2 separate regions of the Mus musculus genome follow, and region 1 is linked to region 2. Evidence: chromatin loops called from intact Hi-C (ENCODE). Cell type or tissue: heart. All regions are shown on one strand. Each heading gives the region's core, and the rest is flanking DNA. Links, peaks and the distances in the headings are about the cores only.

Region 1 (12,736 bases), core at 3,272-7,271, 55 kb before region 2:
AGTGTTTCCTGTTTCCTCTTGTCCCTGTCTTACTTTGAACGGATGCAGCCATTCTAAATACTCTTAAAGCTATAAAGTGACACTGGAACTTTCTTGAACAAAAACATTTGAAGGTGGTGATTCATTTTAGCCCCCCCCCCCTTTTGTTATTTCCAAATTGGTATTTAGTGATCAATTTCATCTTAAGTTTTATTATAATAGACAAATCCAGTGAGTGGTAAAGTCCTTGTAATGTAACCATTACTTAGAGTGACAGTGTCCCATCACAATAGACACGCCCATAAAGTGTTAATCCTGTGCTGAGGTGTCCCAGTGGAGAGGGAATTGCAAAGGCATATAATGCAGTGGACCAAGTGGCCTGGAGTGTTAGCATTGTGGAGCTGGCCTGCTGTTCTACCACACCTTAGCAGAGTGATATTGGAGGAGTTACGTAAGTACTGGGAACCTCAAGTGTTTTTAGCTATAAAAAGGAGATAACTCATTGTACCATGGTGTATATTGGGAGGATTAAGGATAATAATTTGTAGATAAATCGCTAGCACAGCAATGTTTGGTACCTGAGACTCTTCAGAACTTTGTGTCTGCTAGTCTTTCTTATACAGGAGAAGTTGAGGCAGAGGCACATGATTTGGGGATGTTACACATGGCCTCCTGCAAGACTCTGACTTTGCTGGTGCTCTCTGGCCTATGTCAGTCATGGCAACAGTGGCTATGGGTAGCTATCCTGTTACTTTGCAGTTGCCTCTCTGATCTGACCCACTTGATACACTGAGGTCTTTTTTGAGACTCTACGTGCCTTTCCGTTGAGGCTTCTACCTCCAAACTCAATAGGGCTAGCTGGTTTAGAAGTGTTTTGATTAGCATGAAATTCCTCCCCCTCTGCTCCCACTTTCTCCCCCCCCCCCCATGTTTTGGAATGCAGGAGCTCACACCCATGACATTGTGCATACTAGGTAATCCTCAGCCTAAAATGATTTAAGGGATAACTGGTGAAGCCCGAGACGTTTATTCTGCATTGTGGGGCTTCTGTAACCTCGGTGTGATTAAACATGTTGTCCTTTGAACTAGGAAACCTGGAGTTCTCACGGAGAGTCTTTAGTAACAGGTGAATTTCACAACAGACCTCTGCCCAGAGTGACCATTCTCATTAAAAGGTTTCTGTGTGGATGATATCATTTCTGCTGAGCCTCCCTGAGTACAGTATCATTTCTGCTGCTTTACCGGAAGTGAGAGGATACCAAAGATACTTATAGCATCTCGATGGGAAAGTGCATGAACATGTGGGTAGGACGGTAGTGAACTCAATGAGCCCAGAATGCCCTCTGCACTCTGTGAATTTTATTGCTAGCATGATCCTTGCTAGGAGCAGGAAGTTGGTTGAAGAGATCTGTCTATACTTGGGAGCAGCAGCGTATGAGCACTTTGGAAGGTCAATGTAAGGAGCGTTGCCTTTGGCTCTGTTTGCTTGTTTGTTTATAAAAACACTATTCATAGCCAGGGATATTTCTATAGAGTGGTTCCTTGTAAAAGCCAAATATACTCTGGGACTCTGTGATTGTCTTAAAGGAGAAGGGCAAGCTTGGTCTTTTTCCTCTTCTTCCCCTTCCAGCGGCGTTGACCATATTTATATTGTACAGCTTATTCTCAGCCAAGGATGGACAAGATAGAGGTTAGACGTAAGGCCTTCCATGGTGCTGAGTAGGCTGTGTGTACATCTCCTATTTTTGCCACGCCTGGTTGACTTTCTTGGGAGAAAGTCCTGGCTGTATTTCTGTAACCACCGGGGGTGGGGGGGTGGGGGGCGGATTGTGGCGCAGGCAGGTCTGCAGCCACGAGGATATTTATAGTTTGCTGTGAGTGGCTGGGAGTCCACCCTGGTCTGCATATTCCTCTGTCTGACCATTCTGGATGTTCTTGATCTGGACCCTGCCCTTGTCTGCCAGACAGTGGTTAATGATAAAGTGGACGGCTGCAGGATCCAGTGAGTGACGGCCTTGGCAGCTCATGGCATGCAGGTGCGTGTGCTGTGACCGGCTGGAGTGGCCAGCAAAGTGGAGCTGTCCTCTCTACTGCTCTGCTCATGGCTTCCAGGGGTTCCTAGCCTCCTTGTAGCTGGTCTTATTGACATGGACTGTGTGATCTGAGATTTATTCATTCATTTATTCATTTATTGATTGATTGATTGATTGATTGATTGAGACAGGGTTTTATTTTGTAGCCTATGCTGGCTTTAATCTTATGATGTCTCTTCTGCCTTAGCCGTGTAAGTACTGGGATTGCACCACTCCAAGCCTACACACTAGGTTCCAGTCGATTTTCTTTATGCCACTTATTCCATTCGAAGGTGTATAACACCAAAGGAAAATGCAGATCCCGAGCCTCCCCGGCTCATCTCTCCATGAATTCAGGTCAGACATCTAGACTTGCTTTACAGAAGGGTCTGAATTAGGCCGAACGTCCCATTGCCAGCTTACAGCAGACAAAAGAGCTTCAAGGAAATGTTTGATTTTCGTCCTGGTTTTCATGAGAAGGTAGAAGGTTTGGATGCTGTCAGAGGAGAGAGGATGTATATGCTTAGTTTGCATCTTTGTGAGGCCTCAAAAGCCCAGGGAGGGTGACCCTGAGTGGCTGCTTCAGATCTGGGATGATCAATGCTCAGCAAGTAGTCTCCCAGGAACCTGTCCCCACCTCCTATTGCCCCACCCCCACTCCCTGTCCTGGTGCTCACATTCTTCCTCTGTCAGACTCAGTCTCAGACAGGATTTCCCTTTATGATGGCAGGGGTGCCGTGGCATAGTCTTCCGCATTCAAGCATCCCGAGGAAACCAAACTTCTTCTTTTCTAGTTGCCCCAGTAAAGCAACTCACCATGGGTGGGCCAGTCTAGGCCACATCCTACCCCAAATCCAGTTCAGTGTGCATGCTGGTTGATGTAGTCTTTCAGCATGGACTCAGAAAAGGAGCTCTTGGTATCCCAGGTTGGCGTCCTTACTGGAGAACCTGGGGTGGGGGTTGGACAGCGGTGGTGGTGGGATGCTTCTTTAAAGCACCCGTTGAGACCCTTCTTTACCACAAACGAGCACTAGTTTTGGGTCTCTTCCATTTTGTTGCCTTCTGAGAAGTAGTAATGTCTTCTGGGTAAGTCTAATTTTCCCCAGAAGCAGAGAGCTGAAGGAGGTGCTGCTGGTCTGGGCTGACACAAGATGTCAAAGTATCAAAGGATGCTGTGCTCGGTGGCTCTGTGCTGTGAGATAGCTTGGGGAGCGCTCACACTTTACCAGTACATCGTAGATTGGTGTGAGAGGGCTGTTCCCCACAGGTTGTGTTTGTCTCTGAAAAACATATGTCCCAATTCTATGTGGCCATTCAGATTCATTTCTGGTGACTGCCTTGTCACCTTGGGGCTGGGGATCGTGGAGGACAGGCTGTGTTTTGGCAGCACTTCAAGCCTGGAGCAGCCTCCTGCAGCCAGCACCATAAGCTGTATAATTTGTCTACGGAGGCCTATGCATTATAGAGATGAAAATTCCTTCCCTGACAGCATTCATTGCTTAGCATGCAGCAATTTGGCTGTCAGAAACAGCTGGCCCTGCAGGGTGGGACAATAGAAAGTGGAGAGCAGAGAGAGGCCAGCCCTTACTCAAGTCTCCCACTGTGAGAGGATCACGTTACCTTATGGAGACTATCATTAGGCCCAGCTTCCAGGGAGCACCAGCCTGTAGCTCAGACCCTCGGTGACTTTCCCTTCCTCTTTTCTCCTGAATGGAAACAATAATAGAAAAAGGAAGAGCGAATGGTTAACTTTTGCCGAGACTCTGATGTTCAGTTTGGGCGTAAATGAGCATTTCTGGGCAAGCAAACACTTCTAACCTTACGTGGCTGGTCATAGAGCAGTAGAGACACTGTAGAGTGGGCGGGAGGGACGGCTTGGCACCTGTGTCTTGGACTTCTTACATTTTTATGTCCTGTTTACTTAAGGTCAGTGTTGGAGGGACCTACTCTTGGGTCCCCGGAAGCCCTGTTTGAGCTGGCAGTACATACAGGGCAGGGCACGCATGTTTTTCTGACAGCAAGACTAAGGGAAGGGACCAAGGGCTGCGTGGCGGCAAGCTCCTCCACCAGTGTGAACTGGAGTGTGGCTGGCTTTGTGGGCTCTCCCGTACAAAGCGTGATCTAAGGAGAAGGGCACTTTAGCTGAGAAGGAGACAGCGGTCCATGGCAAAAGGATGTATTATCTGGGTTTAATGACACCAGGTTTTCCTGTGAGTTCCTACATTACTGATGGACTCACTGTGATGTCTTATAGACGGTCCTTGTATTTACCCTTTCTGAGGAAAAAAAAAAACACTTTAAAAAAGAATCTTCTAAACATTTTTTTTTAAATTGGACTTCTTAGCAAAGATATTTCCAATATATCATTTTCTCACCATTTCTTTCTTCTGTTTTTTAATTTTCCTTTTGCTTGTTTTTTAAAGAAATGCTGGTACATGTCAAAATGGCAATAGCCTTGTTACAGTTCAACGTGATACTGGCTTGTCCCAGTGAATTTTTGAGACCACCAGCAGCGTTTCAGACAGAGGTCCAGGGTGGCTCAAGAGAAGTTTGCCTGTTGGGGATTTATTGGTTGTTCAGTGGAGTCTCGAGCTGTGCTGTTTCACCTTTCCCTCTATATCTGTTTCCTTCCTACATGATAGAGCAAGAGTTTCCCAGATGTTGTTTGGATTAAAGAGCGTGTGCGTCTGGGGGAGGGAGAAAAAGCTTTCTTAATGATAATAACAGAGTCAGACTGGCTGGTTCTGTACTGACAGGAAAAAGGGGAGATAAAAACTCCATTAATGGTGTGTGCACTGCCTAAGTAGCCAATAAAACAAGGCTGGCCTCACTGGAAGCCAGGCCCAGATTGGCAGCGCTTGGTGCCAACTGCGGGAGACGACAGCTGCAAAGAGGGAGGAAGTATGTCCAGCCAGCAGCCGCTATCACTGATTGGCTAGGGGGCGGTTCTATTGTTCCTTTCCCCTCCCCCTCCTCCTCCTGCTCCTCCTCCTCCTCCTCCTTCCTTTACTCTTTATCCTCCCCAGTCCTTTCCCCTCCATTCTCCCTCCTCCTCTTTTTGCACAATTTCCACGACGAGCCCCTCTTAATGTTCACTGTTCCAGAAATTGAACCACATCTGTTTAAAACTTAATGGTTACTCATAGAATGAAGCTGGTTGGCAGATTTAAAACTGTTTGTCTGGGTTAGTTCAGTTTTGTAACCACAGACATGGATATAAATGCTATTAAAAAAATCACACACTCTTTAAAGCTTGATAGAAGAGTCACAACAACACATTACATTGTGTCCCCTTCCTGGTATTGTTGAATCTCCCTGTTCAAAGCACACAGTACAAAAAATATCTCACTGATGGTTTATAGCTAAAGGTGCTGACCCCCAAGCCGGATTACTTGAGATGGATTCTGGGCATTTACCAGAGAACCAGACCACAAAGGTTGTCCTCTGGCCTCTGTAGGTGTGTTGTGGTATCACACAGGCCTGGGTACATGTGATGTGTGCGTGCATACACACACAGACACACAGACACACACATACATGCGTGCGCAAGCGCACGCATGCACGCAGTAATTAAAAACAAAAAAACCCCAAAACCAACCACCCTTTTGTGTCATTCTAGAAGATAATAGAATGATGTCAAACATTGGTCTCATTGGCACTCATTCTGCAATCCTTAGTCTTGGCTCACATGAAGCCTCCCTTAGGCACCTTCCACACTGGGCTCTGTGTTGAGGGGACAGGCAGCCCTATCTCTTCAAAAGAGGTGACTAAATACCTACCTGTTGCCTGTAGGTTTCCAGTCTAGGTTAATTTGCCCCTTTTCTGTTTTGAAAATACTGGGATGTTGGTGTCCTTAGCTTCATTTTGTAGGTAAAAGAAACACGAACAAACCCCCCAGTCACAGAGTCTCCTCTTCATGGTCATGGCGGAATCTGGAAGGAAAACATTGTGCCCACAGTTGGATATTTTTGACACACAGTTGCAGTGGACACCAGTGAAGGGTGGATGTCCCCCTGCATACTGCCTGAGGATGGGGACCTAGGACCCAAGAGTTTAAGCCTTTCTGTTGCAAGAGGATAGCAGTTGAGAAGAACAGGGCACATACCTAAGCACCCTGGGGGAGATAATTCTGTTCTGGTAAATATTCTTATGACGTGTGTGCACATGTGTGCATGTGTGTGTGTGTGCACATGTACACATCACGACACACCTGTGGAGGGCAGCAGACAATTTGTAAGAGTTGGTTCTCTCCTTCCACCATGTGGTGTCCAGGGATTGAACTCTGATTCTCATGCTTGGTGGTAAGTCCTCTTTACCAGGTGAACCCTTTGGCTATCGCTAGGGCAGGTTGATCTGGAGGAAAATACCTGGTGATATGCTCACTTAGTAATGAGGCTCATTTGTTTATGCCCAGGAAATATCAGGCAGGAGGAGACTGCGATTAGATACAGAGGGAGAGACAATTAAGGACTACTTTGAGAGGCAGCCCGTCTTTCTTCCATGGGAACTGCTTTCTGACTATGAGCTATCCCAAGGTTTCTGGCTGTAAACCTCTCTTCCAAAGGCCACTCGCAGGCTCCACCATGAGGGCTAGCACTGCCAAGCATGGCTTTGTTTATCTTTTGACTACAGATGGCAAAGTAAGATCTGTGAACAAACTGCTCTTTTAGACAGGACCTTTATGTTAGGCATCCTTGGAAAAGTGTGGAACTTTTTCCTCCTGTAGTTTTTATTTAGATGGCAAACCAAAGGGGCTGCTCTGAGGAAATGTAACCCGCTGGCAATTAATATTAGATAGTGAATGGCCTTTGACACACCACCGTAGCTCTTCAGTGCAGATTGTCTAAATGTCAGGACATGACTATCAGTTTTGTATGTTTCAAGATCTTGGGTGAGTTCCAGATGTGATAGTCTGTCTTTCTATACTTTATAGACATTTAAATGGGTTCAAAGTATTGCTGGTAGATGTGTGTGTGTCCATATTGATGGAGAATAGTAATGTGTGTTGAAGACCTGGCTGGCTGGCTGGCTGGCTGGCTGGTGGGGCTCTGGTTTCAGTCTTCTGTTTGCTGGCCGATGCCAGGAACCTGAATAGGGCTGGGGGACGTGAATAGGAACACACACGCAGGGGTTATTAGTCTGAAGGGTTGCCTTTATTCTGCTGGTAAACACTCCTGGTCGAGGGATCGTTGCTCTTGCCATTGTTTTTAGCCCAGCTGTGGGCAGAGCTGGGTTGCAGTCCATTGTGAGACTCGCCAGGTGATTTATTATTCATAGTGGAAGTGAAGATGACCCAGTAGGGCTGAGTCAGCACCTGCCTCTCCATGCCTTCTGCCGTGGCTCTCAGACTGGGACAAGTCAGCAGAGACAGGTTGGAGGGACTGCCAGGGTTTTTTTTTTTTTTTTTTTTTTTTTAGTTGGTAAAAGTGAAATCTATTAAGGAAAGGAAGGAAATGAGTGTTATAAAGGTCAGGGTTATGGTCACGGGAGTGTCGGTAATGGTGATAACTCACCTTGAAATGGCGTTTCTTCCTACCAGGCTCTGTTCTGAGGGCTTTATATGTATTAGCTCACATAATTCCTATAATAGCTGTGCCAGGCAAGCATGAGTTTTAATCTAATTTTACAGATGAAGGAAATGAAGACTGTGTAGTCAGTGCCTATGGCCTTCGAGGCAGCAAATGCAAGGCTGGGATTCTAACTCCGGCTGTCTGGCTCACGCTGGGTTTAACTGGTATCGGGGAGGGGAAGGGATTATGACAGGAGTGTGCAGTGTGCTGGCCATTTCCTTGGGAAAGGAAACAAAACATGAGGATCTTACTGTGTGCTCACATGGTGGGAACTGAAAGGCAGCTCCAGGGAGCACCATTTATCCTGCATAGGCAGGCACTGAACCTATGAGGTCCCTCGCTCTTGCTGCTCCAGGCCTCTCTCCTAATATCTAATCACACTGGTATTAGATTTTAGCATGTAAGATTTCTGGAGTTCACAAACATTCAGACCACACCATTGACTGGAAAAAAAAAAACCACTCATAATTCAATGTATGTGTATGTATGTATATCCATATATGTGTATTATATGTGTGTGTGTATGTATGTGTGTATGTATGTGTGTATATGTGATATATGTGTGTATGTGTATATATGTGTGTGTATGTGTGTGGACAATTATGTCTGTATCCATGAATTCATGGTGTGTATGAGGAATGGTAGTGCAGTGACTGGGTGTATGAGATCCTGGGTTCCTTTACCAGTGAACCCCAGAGGTGGGAAGCATTCATATTCTTCTAGAGAACTTCCTTGGTTATTTCCAGTGCAAAAAAAAAAAAAACACTTATAATTCAATATGAGTATGTGTATGTATGTATATCCATGTATGTGTATTATAAAAACATGAGGATCTTACTGTGTAGAATATGGGTATATTTTATTTGTGTGTGTGTGTGTGTTTATGTGTGTATGATTGGAAAGTCCATCCAAAATTATATTTAAAATAAAAGTTTCCAGACACGACTGTGGCCATACTCTTTATGTACCCAAAGAGCATAACAATGGGAGGAAACTTCATAGTGTGTTAAACCCGCTTAGGGCTGGTGATAAGTTCTAAGAGGCTCAGTAGAACCAGTGGTGTGTCTTGTCTTAAAATAAGCCTGGCTGCAGGTCACTGTAGGCACAGGAAAGACAAGTGCTCCAGGTCAAACTCCAGGGACGACTGTGGGCCCTTAATGCCTTCAAAGTTAAACTGAGAAGCTCGCTTTTTCTTTCCTGCCAATGCTAGAAGAAAATGAGCCATTCTAAAACCCCAGAGATTAACACTCCCCTTTGGGACCTAAAGAGTAGAAAGGCAAAGTCTGAGAGACCAAAATGCTCATGCAACGAACTAGGGCTTAGTCTTCTGAAACAGACAGCGAGTTTTTCTAAGAATTGTTGACAGTAGTGAGCGATAAACACAGGGGCTGCTAAGGTTATTTCCTTTCTGTAGCCATTGTACTTTCATGTCCTGTCTTTAAAGAGTTAAATTATGTATGTATGTATGTATGGCTGGGTATGTGCTTGGGAATATGTTTGTGAGGGGTGCCCACAGAGGCCACAGATGAGGTTAATTACTGGCAGTTGTAAGCTGCACAGCATGGGTGCTGGGAACCAACTCAGATCTTCTGTCTGAGCTGTACAGGTTCCGAACCACTGAGCGTGTCTCCAGCCCTTCACATCCCATCTCAAGGGAAGCAGTTCTGAAATTATGACCTGTATTTTGCCCTGCCCATCTCAATGAGGCTCTACTTTCTGCCATATTCCCATATAGCCACTGGGAAGGACCAGCAGGCTCCATGCCCAATGACCCTGCTGTTTTGGATAATCCTTGCCTGAGTCCTTCTCTTCTGCCTACTAAACTCAGATAGTCTCTGGGCACCCGGGACTGGAGGACAGGGGAAGCCAACTTCTGCAGATGGTGCTGGTTAGATGTTAGATTCTTTCTGTTGGAACTTCATGGAGAGCATTAGCACCTGGGGAAACATTGGGATAACAGATTATTTCTAGTTTTTCTTGAATTAAAATATTGCATTTTGTCTGATGGTCTTGTGGATTAAACCTAGGCACTTAAACCCCACCCCTTGCGTTTCTTCTTAGACTCAGGTATAGCATAAAGTTCACACACACACACACACAAACACAGACATACACACAAACACACACACACACACACACACACACACGCACACACACGTTTGTGTCTTAGGGTTGCTATTTCTATGATGAAACCCCATGATCAAAAGCAACTTAGGGAGTTAAGGAGTTTTTTTGGCTTATGTATCTTGAATCACAGTCCATTGAGGGAAGAAGCCAAGGCAGGAGCTCCAAGTGGACAGAAACCTAGAGGCCGATGCAGAGACCATGGAAGAGTGCTGTTTACCGGCTTGTTCCCCATGGCCTGCTCAGCCTGATTTCTTAGGGAACCCAGCACAACCAGCCCAGGGATGGCCACACCCACAATGGGCTGGACCCTTCAGTATCAATCACTAATTAGGAAAATGCCCTACAGGCTTGCCTTCAGCCAGATGTCATGCAGGCATTTCCCCCCTTAGGTTCTTTGCTCTCAGATAACATGAGCTTGTGCCAAGTTGACTTAAAAGTAACCAGTTTATACAAACGCATGTAAGTTTTTTGTTTTTCCAAAATCATTGGACAAAGAGAGACCACTTTTATTAAAAACGATACGAAAACCTTTGTGAAGTTGGTTGTGATGATGCATACCTGTATAATCTCAGTACTTGGGAGGCTGTAACTGGAGGATTGCATGTCTGAGGCCAGCCATGGTCATGCAGCAAGTTCAAGGACAACTCAAGATACATAATGAAACACTCAAGTGACTGAGCAGTCACTCAAGCCAAATCACTCTGTGAATGAGGTTCTGAACTGGAGGGTATAACCCTTGCCTGGCATGCATAAGGCTCTGGGTGAATTCCTAATTTACATTAGTCATTCTGCCACCTTTGGGAATTGGGTTATTGATGGTAAATATAGATCGTTCCTATCAATTGTCAGGTAAGATGCGTCTTCAGAGACTCGACATTGCAAATGGCCAGAAAGCCAGAGCTTCAGCTCGTGCTGATGTAAATTAAGCACAGGTGTGGAAGCTGGAAGCTTGTGATGAAGAGTGTGAATGTCGCCAATAGCAGGCATATTTCATTTTTAAAGATGAATCTATCAAAATGAGGCAGGGTGCAAAACTACCCTAATTAATAATAACCCCAAATCAAGAGTCTGTCATACTGTTAGTGGACTGAATGCTTAATGGCATGAAATTAAAGTGTGGAAAAAACATCTGTGCTTTGTGGTTACTGATATAAAATTGCTTGTGATATGGAAGCTGGGTATTCAAGTAGCAAAGATAATGTAGTCTTGGTAATAGCATGTATTATGGAAATAGGCCTATCTCTAGCCTTTCGCCCAAATTACTTCCTCTTTGAAGTATCATTGGAACTTTACAGCACCTCCTGAGGGGTTTCTCCCAACTCTGGTAGATGAGCTACAGCCCCCCCCCCCCCATTCCTTTTTTTAGTTGTTCCAATGCCTCATGAGTCCTTTCTTAGATGCTGTCCCATGTTAATTATATCAGACTGTAGCCCTCCCCTGATGTACAGATACACACAGCATGGCATACACCGTGGGGGGTCGGGGGGAGGAACTGTAATGAGCATACCATTGTTAGGTTATGTGTTAATCAGCTTTCCTTTGCTGTAACAAAATACCAGAGGTGATCGGCTCTTAAAGAGGAAAAGTTCATTTTGGTGGTGGCCCACCACCTTTAATCCCAGCACTTGGGAGGCAGAGGCAGGCAGATTTCTGAGTTCGAGGCCAGCCTGGTCTACAAAGTGAGTTCCAGGACAGCCAGGGCTATACAGAGAAACCCTGTCTCGAAAAAACAAACAAACAAACAAAAAAAAACAAAAAAAAAACCCCAAAAACAAAAACAAAAACAAAACCAACCAACCAACCAACCAACCAACCAAACAAAAAAAGGAAAGGCTCATTTTGGCTCACAGTTTTATTCTGTGCTTGTTTAGACTTAAAGTAGCGTGGTAGGCTTTGATGCGAACATAGTGAATGGAAGAGGTGTGTTCACTGCTCGTGTTGGAGTGAGAGTAGGGGGTAAGTACAGGTGGCAATGTCCCCTGCAAGGATGTGTACCCCAGTAACCTGATTTCCTTCCATTTGGCCTCCCTGCTAAGGATTCCACCAACCCCTAATAGGGCGGCAGACCGGTAGCCATGTCTTAAATACATGGGGCGTTGTTCTTTACAACCCATAGTGTACAAGAAGGAAAAACACAACCCTTCTCACTGCAGACCCTTTACTCCCAGTGTGGTAAGCACACTGGAAGGAGGCCAATGAGAGACGGCTCGGGTGCAGGAGTTGTATGGGGGCATGGCTCCAAATGACCATCTCAAGAATAATTTTCTGGGAAAGAAAATGAGCAGTTTTCTTGTAAGATGAAGCATCTCCTTTCTTAATTTTACTGACAGCATCTTAGTTTCCAGTAACATCGCATCATTAGCGTGATGTCTGAGGGTTGCTCCCAGTCCTGCCCTCTTCTGTGATTTAGAAAGATTAGGTCCTACTAGAATAGACAGTAGCTCTTTGTTCTCCAGGGTGAGTGGAAGCCATGGGTGAGTGTCTATGTTTAGTGTTCATTCCTTTTTGTATAAAGTAAGGACTATTTGTAGCTCATTTTTAGTAAGTTAGCAGTGGAATGTATGTATGTATGCATGCATGTGTGTATGTATGTATGTGTGCATGTATGTCTGTATTGCTTTGTTAAAAGTGAAGACAACATTAAAAGAGGATTCCAGAAGACCTACTCCCTTTTTGCCATTAGCCTAACTCTTTCTCATCCTTTATATTTTTGGAGGTTTTCTCATGCTTTGAATCTGTCATCAGGATATACCAGTTGATTCATCGACACCTGTTAGGGAGCCATCGCCATTTAGAAGACGATGGTTCCTGATGTTTTGCATGTGAAAATACTGCTTGTCTTTGACAGTCCCCCAATGCGCAAGGGAGATGGAGATGCAATTGAAAAGGTATAGAGCGATCGGAGTGCCATGGTAGTGGAGTGTGAGAGTGTCTGGTGAGAGGGTCTTAGAGAGCTGTGGACTTGGGCTTCAGCAGGTGAAGCTGGAG
Region 2 (12,736 bases), core at 4,873-8,872:
AGCACGGTAGGGGATGCCATTCTTAAATTATGAATTGAAAGTCTTCATTTATATTTGTGTGTTTGTATAAAATAAATACATAAAGGATTTGCTAATTCATTTTATGGGGATGTACCAGTTAAGGAAAAGAAATGCTGGGAGAACAGCGTGAGAGAGCCAGAATCACTGGAGGTTTTGTACTCAGTGCTAACTGGGGTTTGGCTCCTGGTTCCATATCAAAGATGGAGTTAGTGGTTATATCCCACGAATAGCCATTTTCCCTTGGCCACTTTTCTTTGTCTTGAGTGTTGAGAGCAAGGGTATGTAAACCATGGGTTTTGACATTTGATTGAGAAGAGTCACCAACAGAAAAGCAGTCCAGTCCCTAACTCTTATTTCTGTCTGTATAAATGTAAGAAGTATGTAGGAGGTTGTAGGAGACTTAGGGAGACTCTGCAGGAGTAAATGCTGATTAGGGTTAAAGCTGCTTCACACCTCTGTACACTGCACAAGTGGGTTTAGTGAGTTGAATTTCACTACATGTTAAAGTTACTTGAGGCTTCTTGCTTCAGGTGAAATTCTTTAGGTTATAGCCCAGACATCTGTCACACACTCTCTATTTTATCCTGTCAAAAACAAGAGACCTTGAGAAAGCAGTGTTTTTTCCTATGTCTATGGATATAGAGTTTAATTTAGGCTGCAACTTTGAAACTAGCTCTCACTAAGAACTTATAATTAGACTACAAAGTGTGCCTTGGACCATACAGTTATTTATGTGTATTGCTTTACTTCTTTGTTTATTGTGATGCTGTGGATGAGTGGTTCTCACTCAGTGGGCCATGACCCCTTCACAAGGGTTGTACAAGGCCATTGAAAAACATAGATATTTACCTTACGATTCAAAACAGGAGCAAAATTATAGTTATGACGTGGCAATGTCCTAGTTAGGGTTTTACTGCTGTGAACAGACACCATGACCACAACAACTCTTATAAAGGAAAACTTTTAATTGGGGCTGGCTTTTAGGTTAAGAGGTTTAGACAGCAGAAAGTAATTGAGACACTAGGCCTTGCTTAAGCTTCAAAGCCAAACCCCTAGTGACATGTTCCTCCAACAAAGCCACTTCTACTTCAATAAGGCCACACCTCCTAATAGTGCCACTCCCTATGGGCCTATGGGGGCCATTTTTATTCAAATCACCACAAGCAACAAAAATAATGTTATGGTTGGGAGTCACCAGAACATGAGGAACTATATTAAAGGGTTGCAGCCTTAGGAACGTTGACAAGTACTGCTGTAGGTAAATCTAGGGCACCTCCGGCATGCGTCATGTGCTCCTCTGTGAACCGTACCATCCATTCTATAGGCCCAGTGATGAGTGAGATTGTTACAGTTTGTTGTTATTTATAGTAGTCCTTATATACAATATGGTGACTAACTGTATTTGATTATCTATTATCATTCTGTGAAATAAGTCACTCTTTATCTTATTTTCATTTATCTCTTCCTCACAACACTAACTCTTCGTTCCCCAGCCCAGCATCAGCCAGATATACTTTTCAGTATATTAGGTATGTTTTTGGAAACGTGTGATTAAAAACCATTTACAGTGAAAGTGTTTGTGTTTTAAATTTGCACCAGTTGCCTTATTTCAGTCTTTAAAATACAGTCATCACATTCTTTTTCAGGTCACACACAAATCAATGTGATGCCTTTAACTTCCTCCACAACTCCCCTCCCCTATCCAGTTCCTTCAAAGAATGGTCACATGTTGGGCAGCATGGTTGACAGGTCTTGGCCCAGCTTCATCCCGTTCAAGAGTGGCAAGCATGTGTAGCTCCCTAGAAATATTACCTTTCAACTCTCTTTTGATAAGTGTAAACTTCTTGCTAGATTGTGTCAAATAAAGATGATCTCTTTGCTCATTAAAGGTTTTTCACTCATTAAACATGTCGGAAAGCTCTGGATTCTGAGGGTTAGGCTGGTGACGTACTTAGCACCGGCAGTGGCTATTTTAGATTTTCTGCTTTCAGGCATGTCTTTGCTCTGGGATGAGCCCCTTGTGGTTTTCAAAAGAACTCACAAGTCAATTATAAACAGAAGGACGTGTCTGTGTGCCTGCGTGTACTTACGCTGTGGGATGTAGCACCCACACGACAGCGGGCAGGGAACTATATTTCCACTTCTTTGAAGAGGGAAGAAGAAAGATTAGCAACAGTTTTCTTTTCTTTTTGAGATAACCCACATCTCTGTACACACCCACATAAATCTGTGTAAGTGAACTTGACATTTTTACTTTAAGGTCTTCTCTTAAAAGCACCACTACCTGATTTCCTTCTCTCCTCTTTCTTTCTCGCTTCCCCTTCCCCTTCCCCTTCCCCTTCCCCTTCCCCTTCCCCTTCCCCTTCCCCTTCCCCTTCCCCTTCCCCTTCCCCTTCCCTTCTTTTCTTTCTTTTTCTCTATCTGTGTCTTTGTGTCTCTATCTTTGTCTCTGTTTGTCTCTCTGTCTCTGTCTCTGTCCTGGCTGTCTGTCTGTCTCTCTCAAAAGACAATTATCTCACTCTCTGTGCCACAGACCTTGGACAAGCTCTGGGGGCTGAATTTCCTTGAGTAGGGCTTTGCTGACCGTGGCCTTGGCTAAGGAACAGCCTTAAGGACTGGCCTCTGTGCACACTCTGTCTTCCCTTCCCTTCCCTGCTGACTAAAAGTGTTGGAAGTAGCAAGTCTGAACCAGTCATCCCGATGAGGGAGGAGGGACGAGATGTGAAAGCGGAACTGCAAATGAGTGTTTTCAGAAGGCAGTTGGGAGGGCGAGGGGGTGATGGTGCAGCCTCTGCTGTGACTCAGCTTCTTGACATCGCCAGGGACTACCTGGTCCCTGGTGCTACCTGCTACCTAATTGTTACATACAGCTTTCTTCCCTTTGTTTGGGCCCTTGGACTGAGTGTTTAAAGCCAGTTTCCCCCCATGTTCTTTACCAGTTGACAATTCCTCTTTTTTTTTTTTTTTTTTTTCTTTTGTTTTTCAAGACAGGGTTTCTCTGTGTAACCTTAGCTGTCCTGGAACTCACTCTGTAGACCAGGCTGGCCTCGAACTCACAGAGATCCGCTGCCTCTGCGTCCCGAGTTCTGGGATTGAAGGCGTGCATCACCTCTCCTGGTTATCAGTAGATGATTCTTAAGAGCTATTTGTTAGAATTTTAACCAGTGCACAAACACAAGTGTTCTCATCACAGGTGGTGGTCTAGTGTCTAGCTGAACATGACAGTAACTCTGGTTTGTAGCTACAAACTCTCGTACAAGTGTGTTCTGAAGCAGTTAAGTTCTGAAACATCATTTGCTTACAAGTACAGAGCTAGCAGGAACTGGTGCTAACTGTTGCCAAGTATTTATTTAGGAGCCCCCCCCCCCCTACACTTTTTGTATAAAATAACTTTGCCAGGCATTATGTTGCCATCAAATATTTAGTTTAGATTCAGGAATTATGGATATGGGAGAGGGACTCCATGTCAGGAGTCTGGGCATCACAATGCCACTCTCTGTGCTAGCATAATCCTCGGGAGGATGGATGGATGCACAACGTAAGGCAGATACATTCATAGACTGAGATGGAGCTATTGTTTGAGTGACAATCTGGAGTGTAGACGCTGGTCAGAGTCGATGGTTCTGTGATTGGGTTTGGGGTGATCTTAGGGAAACCTGTTTGGATTTTTTTTTAACTCTGAAAGGGGCGAAGCTCATAGAACTGAATTGTTTCTCCTCCTCACCTCTCCTTTGCAGATGAGAAGCCCAAGGTCAACCAGAAACTTTACATGTGTGTGTGTGAGGGCCTCTCCTGCGGGAACGAGGACCACTGTGAAGGCCAGCAGTGTTTTTCTTCTCTGAGCATCAACGATGGCTTCCACGTCTACCAGAAGGGCTGCTTTCAGGTTTATGAGCAGGGGAAGATGACGTGTAAGACCCCGCCGTCACCTGGCCAGGCTGTGGAGTGCTGCCAAGGGGACTGGTGTAACAGGAACATCACGGCCCAGCTGCCCACTAAAGGTTCCCATGGCTCCTTCTATTACTAGATCAAGGGGTTTTGTGAGGGTTGCCCCAAGTCTGTGTGGGTTAAGGATCTGCGTAGCCAGAAGCATTCTTCCGACTTGCTGAGCCAGAGCTGCTGGGCCATGGAAGGTCACTCTGGGTGAGGAAGACAAAGGCATGGCCTTTGGGATTGAAAAGGAGAGTGATGTTTTGGGGAAAGTGAGTGATGTGACATGCATCCAGAGGAAGGGTGAAGGGGACGGATTCGCTGACTGCAGGTCATCACAAATGGGTGTATGGGGCATGTGTGTTTCGAGAGAAGTAGGAACACTAGCTTGGTGTCTGTGTGAAGTGCCTTTCCCTTGTTAAGAAGAAGATGAAGGAAGCCTTGCCCACCCTTCCAAATCAGATCCCTAGCCTTCTGAAACAGAAGTCAGATGAGGGTGTGTATGAGCCCTGAAGTTATGCCATTTCCCCTCATGTATTTCTTATGGATTCTGAACCCTTTGGAAGTCGGTCTTCCTCTGAAACTCTTTTTCTCATATGGTGAACTCTCATTGTCTTATCTCACATTACTGTCAATATTAATATAGGCTCACCCCAAGCCAAATTTATTCTTGTAATGTACAGTACCTCTTAATAGGTTTAATTATATGATTTTGTCCTTGTGGAAGAGGGAAAGCACAAATAGGATAAGAGAGGACACACACAGCCTTCATTGCTAGGACTGTCACAAGGCAGGAAGGAGGCAAGAGGCTGGAAACCAAAAGACCAATAGGTCACATGGCAGTTTTGAAGTTACTATGACCCCCTTTGGGTAGATAGAACAGGCTACATTGGGATATAAAAATAGGATCAAACACAAGGGTTTGAAAAAGGATTGGCTATTTGAGTAATTAACTCACAGGTCATTTCCTTATGCTCACTGAGTTAATCCTTTGCTAAAAGAAGGGATGGACAGGAAGAAACATCTGTATTCACACAAAAACCTTGCCAGCAGTGTGAAGATCCTCACGAACACATTATGCTGCACACTACGCAACACCTTTACTTATGTGTTGACTTGGTTGTGTTTGTGTGTGCGAAAGCGCAGGCACACATGGCCCTGCATTTGCACATGTGTGTTGAGCATGTCAGAGGACAACTTGTAGGAATTGGTTCTCTTATTGTGTGGGTTCCAGGGATCAAACTCAGGCTGTCAGGCTTTGCAGCAACTCCTGAGACCCTCTGAGCCCTTTCACTCTCCCAACACCCAGTGTTTTCACAGAAGACATTTCCTGGAAGGAATGTCCTATTTGAGAGGCCACAATATCTGTCACTTATTAAATCACTTTTACGAATAATTATACAGATGGTATGCACTATAGAGCACCGGCCTGATTCTCAGGACTTGGGGAGTTAAAGAAACAATATAAAGGAACCTTTAAGTAGAGAGTGGATGGCTGCAGGGAACTCTGAGACAGGTCAAGCTTAGGGAGGAGATCAGCGCTTTCTCACTGGGATATTACAGTATAGAGGCTGTTCATCAGGGCTCGTTGAAAAGCATCTTTGCATCTGAAGTCCACGTTCATAAGCGTTAACATCAAGGATTATGTGTCTCTTATATTTAAGAAGCTCTTAAGCATTCATGCATTAAAATACAGTTGATTCTTGGTGGAATCCTTTCTAAACCCCAGTTCTATTTAATTGATCACTTAAATGAGTGTCTGGGCCATTGTCTAAATGTTAGGAAGTATTTTAGTTGTGAATTGTTTTGATACGTGAGATGGTTTGGTCGGGATCAGGAGCCATTACCTAAGATATTGGTAAATAACAAAGAAAACTGTGGTCTCCACGCCTACTTACTCTTTTCTTCCCATTCTCCAGGGAAGTCCTTCCCCGGAACACAGAATTTCCACCTGGAAGTTGGCCTTATCATCCTCTCGGTGGTGTTTGCAGTATGTCTTTTAGCTTGCATCCTTGGAGTTGCTCTCAGGAAGTTTAAGAGACGCAATCAAGAGCGCCTGAACCCCAGAGACGTGGAGTATGGTACCATTGAAGGGCTCATCACCACCAATGTGGGAGACAGCACTCTAGCGGTGAGTTTGTGACCCCAGAGGGAGGCCTACGAATAACGAGATGGAGGTGGACACTTTCTTGTTTTGAATGTGCAAAGCCAACAATGACTATGCAGACATGTATGGTGACTAGTCACTGGGCTAAAAGCCAAGGACATCCGTTTCAGACAGGCACTTAAGGGATGGGGCTAGGAGATTTTAGTAGATCCTTGGTGGTGACTTTTCTTTGGAGAATGTGAGGAAAAGGGACAAAGAATAGTTGGTGGACCAGAGATTCAAAGAACTTGACGTGGTGGTCTTCAGTTACTCTATTTGTAACAACAAACATTTTTTTTAAAGGAAGCATCTTTTCATTATTATTAAGAAATCCTTTTCCCTTTAGATTATGTGCATCCGCCATAATTTAGAGACTTGACATCTCCAGAAGTAGCCATTAAGATTTTGATGCTCCAGTACTGCCCCCTTGTGGCGAGTAGTCGGCTGGTTGAACCAGGGTCCTCTAGTACAACTGGGCATAGCACATACAGAGTTTAAAATGCTTGAGTAGCCAGCTTAACAAGTAAATAGGGGGAAAAGCAAACCGTTTATACCTTTTATCATTTCAACATACAATAAAATTGTTGATATATTTGATAAGTTTTCAAAGTCAGTTACCTGGTGCTAGGAACCCCCCCCCCCCCCCCCCGAGTTTACTTCCTCAGCATAGAAGATGCTATTATTTATACATTTGGAAATTTCTTCCTGGCCCGTGAGGCGGCTCCGAGGGTAAAGATGCTCACTGCTGAGCCTAATGACCTAAATTTAATCCCCAGGACTGATAGGGTAGGAGGAGAAAACCAACTCCCACAAGCTGTCCTCTGACTTCCAAATATGTACCGTGGCAAGGCTTTCCCCCTACCCCCAACAAATAAGCAAACAAATATGTGCAATAAAAATTTAAAATTACTCCTGCATTTTAAAGCTATAGCACGATACTGTAAGTGTTCCTTTAGTTACTCTTCTAAACTTTTAGTTAACTCGGGGAAGTAGGTCACTCACCATAAGCAGCCTACTATAGAGTGCAGAAGAATAAAGTAACAGCCTTCTCCATGGATACTACATGGTTTCTCTGCAAAAGACAAAGCTCTGTGGGTGTTAGGTGCGAACAACACAACCAAATCAGCTCTTTCCTTGTCACAATCTAGCTAGTCGCAAGTCAATCAAGTTATCTTTGTAATGTGATTCAGAGCTGTTTAATGCTTTGCTCCCTCCTCATCCCAGATCGTCATGCCCGCAGGCTGGCTTCACTACCTGACAAGTCCGTAAGTGCCTGGGAATTCTGTAGCTAGGCTTCCTCTACAACTGCCTTTTGTTGCTTTTCTGGAAAAGATGTACGCTAAGCAGTGGTCATCTTTGGCTCACATGCTAGACCTGGGCAGCCATAGGTACCCCCTGTAGTCAGGTGTCAGTACGTTAATAATGCTGGATCCAGGCTGGGAACTGTCTTGCCCTGATTCCTGTCCCATCAGGGTTCTGTTTGAATGAAAGAGGAACAAGTTAGCCTGTGTACATCGTTTTGCATACCAATTTGAGTTGTGATGTGGTGGAACTGGGAGAAAGGGTGTACCTTGTTTCCATGAAATGTTTGTCCAGAAGTCTGGTTTAAGGTGTAGGGGAAAGGAGGTGGGGTTTATGAGATTTTTGTAGCAGAAAGACATGACGATGATTCCCGACAGGCAAAGCAAGATGCTAATGTAGATTAGTCAGAACTGTGTTTCTCCGAGCTGCTAGCATGTCTAATTACCAAGGGCAGTAATTGGAATATCTAGTGTAAATTACTGTTTGAATAGCTTTTAGGATTTTGAAATGGGAATGAAAGCCTGCGCCATAACAGTCTTCTCAACACAGCCCAGCCACGCAGCTGACAGAGTGTCACCATATAATGACACAGTAAGGAATAACGAGATGTCCTTATTTGCTTATTTAAACAATATGTTCATTTATGTGAGCTGACAAAGAGTAACCTTGCTGAAGCTCGCCCACGGCTGGGCCTTCAGAACTTGAGGTAGGTAGGTCTTTATTAGTCTTTGCTTGATTGCCTGATGCCCCATCTCCCAAATCTGCACACTTAATTAGAACCAAAACTATGCCTCATGGAAAAGCAACAGCTCAATGTGCAGAGGGTTTTTTTTTTTTTTTTCCCTCAAAAATAATTGAACGAATAGAGTCACCAAGCAGGGCAAGAGGGAATTGTTGGGGAGACACGAAGCCTATTTCATCACATTTTTTTTCTTCTTGATTATCCTTTTGTGACTTTTAGGGGTTCTGAATTTCTTATGTTGAGTGTTTAGCTTTTGGTAATCTTACTGATCCACAGTATCTCACGGTCTTGCTCCACAGAAAGGAGAGAAGATGAAATTCACAGAAATCTATGTGTTGCTTTAATGGGCCAGTTTATGTGTTGGGAAAGGAAGAACTTTGGGCTGGGTTAATCTTTCCACCATCACCATGGCTATAAGGCTGTCTGTGCCTTAGAGATAGTCCAGGCCGGGTCCTGCCGCTGGGCCTTTGCTGAGAGTGTGAAAGAAAACTTCATGAATGAACTAACTGGCAGCCTTTTGCCAGTATGCTCATTTGGGAAATCAATGTGCGACTCTGGTGTTATGTTTTAAGTGAAATATATATATATTTTTTTTCCTGTTTCCTTTCTAATTTGCAGTTCATATGGAAAAATGATAAGTAGGTGTTAATTTAGTGACCTGCTTGTTCATATATTACCTGAAAAAAATGAGAATCTTCATCCACAGAAACACCCACGCACACACCTATAAGTACCAATTTAATGACCCACATATTATTAGAATCTTTTCATTACAGATATTACACTTGGCTCTTCATAGTCCTAATTTGCTTGCTTCCAATTAGACACCTTTAGTTTGTAAGGCAACCGAAGTAGATCACTTGATAGACATTTAGTGGACATAGCAGAATAGATAATAGTAGACAATGCCCAGCTCTTGGTGCTCAAGTATCCCCCACCCCCATTCTTCCTACTGACTCCTCACGCACAGCCCCGTAGCCTTTCTAATGTGCGCGTTAGCTTAGCTCTGTTTCCTTCCTTGCATATTTGATTAGAAAACTCTATAGAGCTTAAGAAAGAATGACTTATCCATCAGGAAAACCTGCTGTAGGTTTCGCTTCTAAGTTTCCCAAGACATATAACTAGTCCTTTCAAAGGAGATTTTCAGGCATTTGAATGGGTCACATGTCCAGAGTTGCTGGAAATCCTGTGGGTTCCCACAGCATGTATTGCAGGACGCTGAAGCGGGCACTGTTGCTCAGTGATTTCTTTTTCTCCTTGTTTTACATCACAGGAACTACTAGATCACTCGTGTACATCAGGAAGTGGCTCCGGTCTTCCTTTCCTGGTACAGAGAACGGTGGCTCGCCAGATAACCCTGTTGGAGTGTGTCGGTAATTCTATGTTTCCCTTCCTTTTGGGCAGCAGGCAATGTTGGTTGTGATTCTCGAAGTCAGCCAGGGCTTGGAAAAGTCTGCTTCTTGTTGCTTATTATTGCTTCCTCATTAAATGCAGGAGGTGCCAAGCAACCATGTGGTTATTCCACTTCAGGGGGTGTGAGACAGCCATGGGGGTCTCTGTTCTGTGTGACTCACGGTTGAGAGCTTGCTGAAGTTGTGGTAAGAGAGTCATCCCTGACTAGAACAGACAATGCCTAGCGTGAATCCACGAGGCTGCGTTGAACAGGGGCTGACTGATCTGAAGGAAATGGGCTTCTGGATAGTAAGGTCAGTTGCTGCGTCTTCCCCAGGATTCTTAGCGTCTCCTTCCTCTAACAGGAAGAGTGAGTATGTCAAGTTACTGTGTATCAATTAGACACAAGAGCTTATGAAAATATACATTTAAGAACTCGAGTGAACCTTACTATGTTTTTTTTTTAATTAAGTGCTTAGTACGAAGACCTATATACATTTTGATAGCCTTTCATTTTTCTCCCTATGACATAGTGTAGGTCAGCATATTAATTGTGAAAAAAATTGTACTCCTTTATCCGTTAAAATTTCTAAAAAAAAGAAAAAAATCTGCTGTTGCTGCATGTGGGTATATGACGTATGTGTGTGGGTGTGTGCACGCCACAGCACACGTGGACTTTGGAGGACAGTGCTGTAGAGTTGGTTCTCACACCGTACCTTTATATGGGCTCTGGGGGTTGAACTCATATCATCAGGCTTTGCGGCAAGCGCTTCACCCATTGAACCACCTCAGAGGCCCACCTTCCTTCATTGTTCAGAATGCACACACCTCGTCTGGTGTTGGGAATTATCAGAAGTACTTTAAAAAGCGGTGCAACGGTCAGTTCGGCTAGCAGGTTAGCAGAGATGCGTGAAAAGGATTTGGCACACATTCTTTGGTCTTCTGAATTGGCAGAATGAATTCCAGGAATTGTGAATTTTTGGGTCAGGCATGATTTAAGAATAATAAAATGATGATGGTGACGGCGGTGGCGGCTTCATGAATTCCATGAGGCTGGTACAGAATGCTCTTCTAGCTTTTGAGACAGGGTCTCTTCTGGCCCAGGCAGACCCAAAACTCGGTATCTAGCCGAGAATCGTCTTTTGATGCTCTCTCCTCTCTCTCTTGAGTACTGGGGGTTATTATAAGTATACATCCCTATGGCCAAATAGAGTTTTAAAGTCCTGATTTTCAGGGCTGAGGGGATGGCTCAGATAATAAGTGCTTGTTGCACAAGCATGAAGACTGGATTTTGATCCCCAGTGCCTATGTAGAAAAGCTTGCACAGTGGCATGTATGTATGTGCCTATAGTCTCAGTGCTGGGGATGCAGAAAGGGCAAGATCTGTGGAGTTTGCTGGCCAAGCAGTCTAGGTTTATCTGTGAGCCTTAGGTTTAGTCTGAAACCTGTCTCAATTAAGTAAGTGACTGAGCCAAACACCCAGTATTAGCGTCACGTATATATACGTAGCTGCCCTCCCCTTCCCATTCCCCCCACACATGAAGGACACACTTTATTTTACACTTGATCTTAGCCAAAAGGCCGAGAAGCGATCACACTTTATTTTAAATACAATCCTCAGTTTCACTATTTGTATGTGGAGTGTAGATATTTGCAGGTAGCATGACGGGTTTTGTCAGCTTCTCATTGAGATGGTGTGTAGGAATGCCTTGTATTGTCTCACCCCTTCTGGTGAGCAGGCTTTTTGGGTGGCTATAGCAGCTCCTGCCTTCTGACAGTCTGTTTGGCGGACGCTGTCGCAGGCTATTTGATCACATTGTGAATCAGAAAAACCCTGTGGTGGTGTGGCTCAGCCCTAGCACACACCTTTAATCCAAAGAGCTTTCTTCGAATGGAATTATAAAGTCAGCCACAGGTCAAGAGGCAGGGCAAGCAACCAGTTGACAGGGAGTGAACATAGGAAAACCCAGGAAAGAGAAAGGCGGGTCTTTGAGTTGAGGGGTATCTAACTATATCATGGAGGAGAAAGAGCCTTTTTTCATCTGGGACATGGTGAACTAGGAAGGTCAGCCGGGTGCTTTCTCTGCCTTTCGGAGCTAGCAGGCTTTCACCACAGCATCTGGCTTTGGAGTCTTCATTCGGGATACCAAATGTTTGGGATTTTGTTTTAAAAACAACAGGAAGCAGCTGACCATTATGAACTGGTCCCTGCGCTTTCTGCCATATGAAGGAGGAACAGTGTCAAATCTAGTAGTAAGATCTGCAGTGGGCAGCACGGCTTGCCTGTGACACACAGGGGCCAGCAAAGGAGCTGTGGTACCTTTTCCCCAGGTCTGCACCTACTGTTCCTATTTCCCATTCTCTGCAGCTCCACCACAACTGACTAAGACTAGAAAGAGATGGAGAAACAAAACAAACAAAACAACAACAACAAAACAGAGGCACTCAGCACCCACAACCAGAATGGTTGTCTTGACGTCTAACTGGCATCCTGTTTGTGTATGAACAAGGATACCTGGGTAGTGATGGCAGGCAGCAGAGGGGCCATGCACCTGCTGCTCCTGTCTTCTTGCCCCAACAACCCATCACTCACAGATAGTCCCACATACCTCAGAGACTGGCTCCAGAGTCTTGCTCCTCTGAACTGTCTACAGTGTCGCACTCGATAGATGCTCTTCAACATTTTTCACCACTGTAAATTTAACTATTGCATTTTGGGGGTTGACATTAGAGCCTGGTGGGTGGAGAGCCTGTTCAGAAGTTTTTTGTTTTTGTGTCCAAGGTGTAGCTTGGCGGGAAAAGATGGATAGATGATCACTTTAGTTCAAGAACGTGGGGATCTGACCATGTCAACCCTTCCAGCCCTATGCATCCTCTTTGTGGGACTTTCTGGCCAGGGACTTTTGGGGAACTGTACCACTCTTTTAGTGGCTTTGACATAAGATTACATTAGCAAAAAGCATTTGACAGCCATTAAAATAGATTTCTGTTCTGATTTAATCCACCTACCATGTCGTATATTTTCTTTTCTTAACTTAAAAAAAAAAAAAAGATTTACAACAACAAACAACTTTGTATCCACAATTCTTTGGGATGTTTTTCTTGCCTTCTCAGTGAAACAGTGACTCCCCAGAGAAAATCAAAAAGTTGCAAGATGGAACAAAGGCAGGAAAAGCTTAGCATTTATTTCCTGCTTTTGTAGC

Evidence for each region. A loop is a pair of places that touch in the nucleus more often than their neighbours do. Peaks named below come from ENCODE experiments on the same cell type or tissue, not always from the same donor. Only the 100,000 strongest peaks of a DNase experiment are listed, where the experiment ranks them.
Region 1: it touches region 2 in a loop (2.4-fold over the local background); 3 of 42 quality-filtered maps call a loop at or near these places.

Annotation. Positions count from the first base shown.
Region 1 is chr2:58,524,628-58,537,363 of GRCm38, reverse strand. The region is part of intron 2 of Acvr1 (activin A receptor, type 1); the gene reads left to right. Among named protein-coding and RNA genes, the nearest start is that of Acvr1, 36 kb to the left of the region's middle. In heart, for the core only: no CTCF peak of the experiment used is centred there; DNase peaks (open chromatin) are centred at 3,553, 3,793 and 4,913; H3K4me3 peaks cover 515 bases; H3K27ac peaks cover 3,525 bases.
Region 2 is chr2:58,470,951-58,483,686 of GRCm38, reverse strand. Acvr1 (activin A receptor, type 1) reads left to right here. Exons shown (of 12, transcript NM_007394.3): 5 at 3,759-4,022; 6 at 5,871-6,082; 7 at 9,415-9,514. Among named protein-coding and RNA genes, the nearest start is that of Acvr1, 90 kb to the left of the region's middle. In heart, for the core only: a CTCF peak has its summit at 6,527 (motif pointing left); a DNase peak (open chromatin) is centred at 6,526.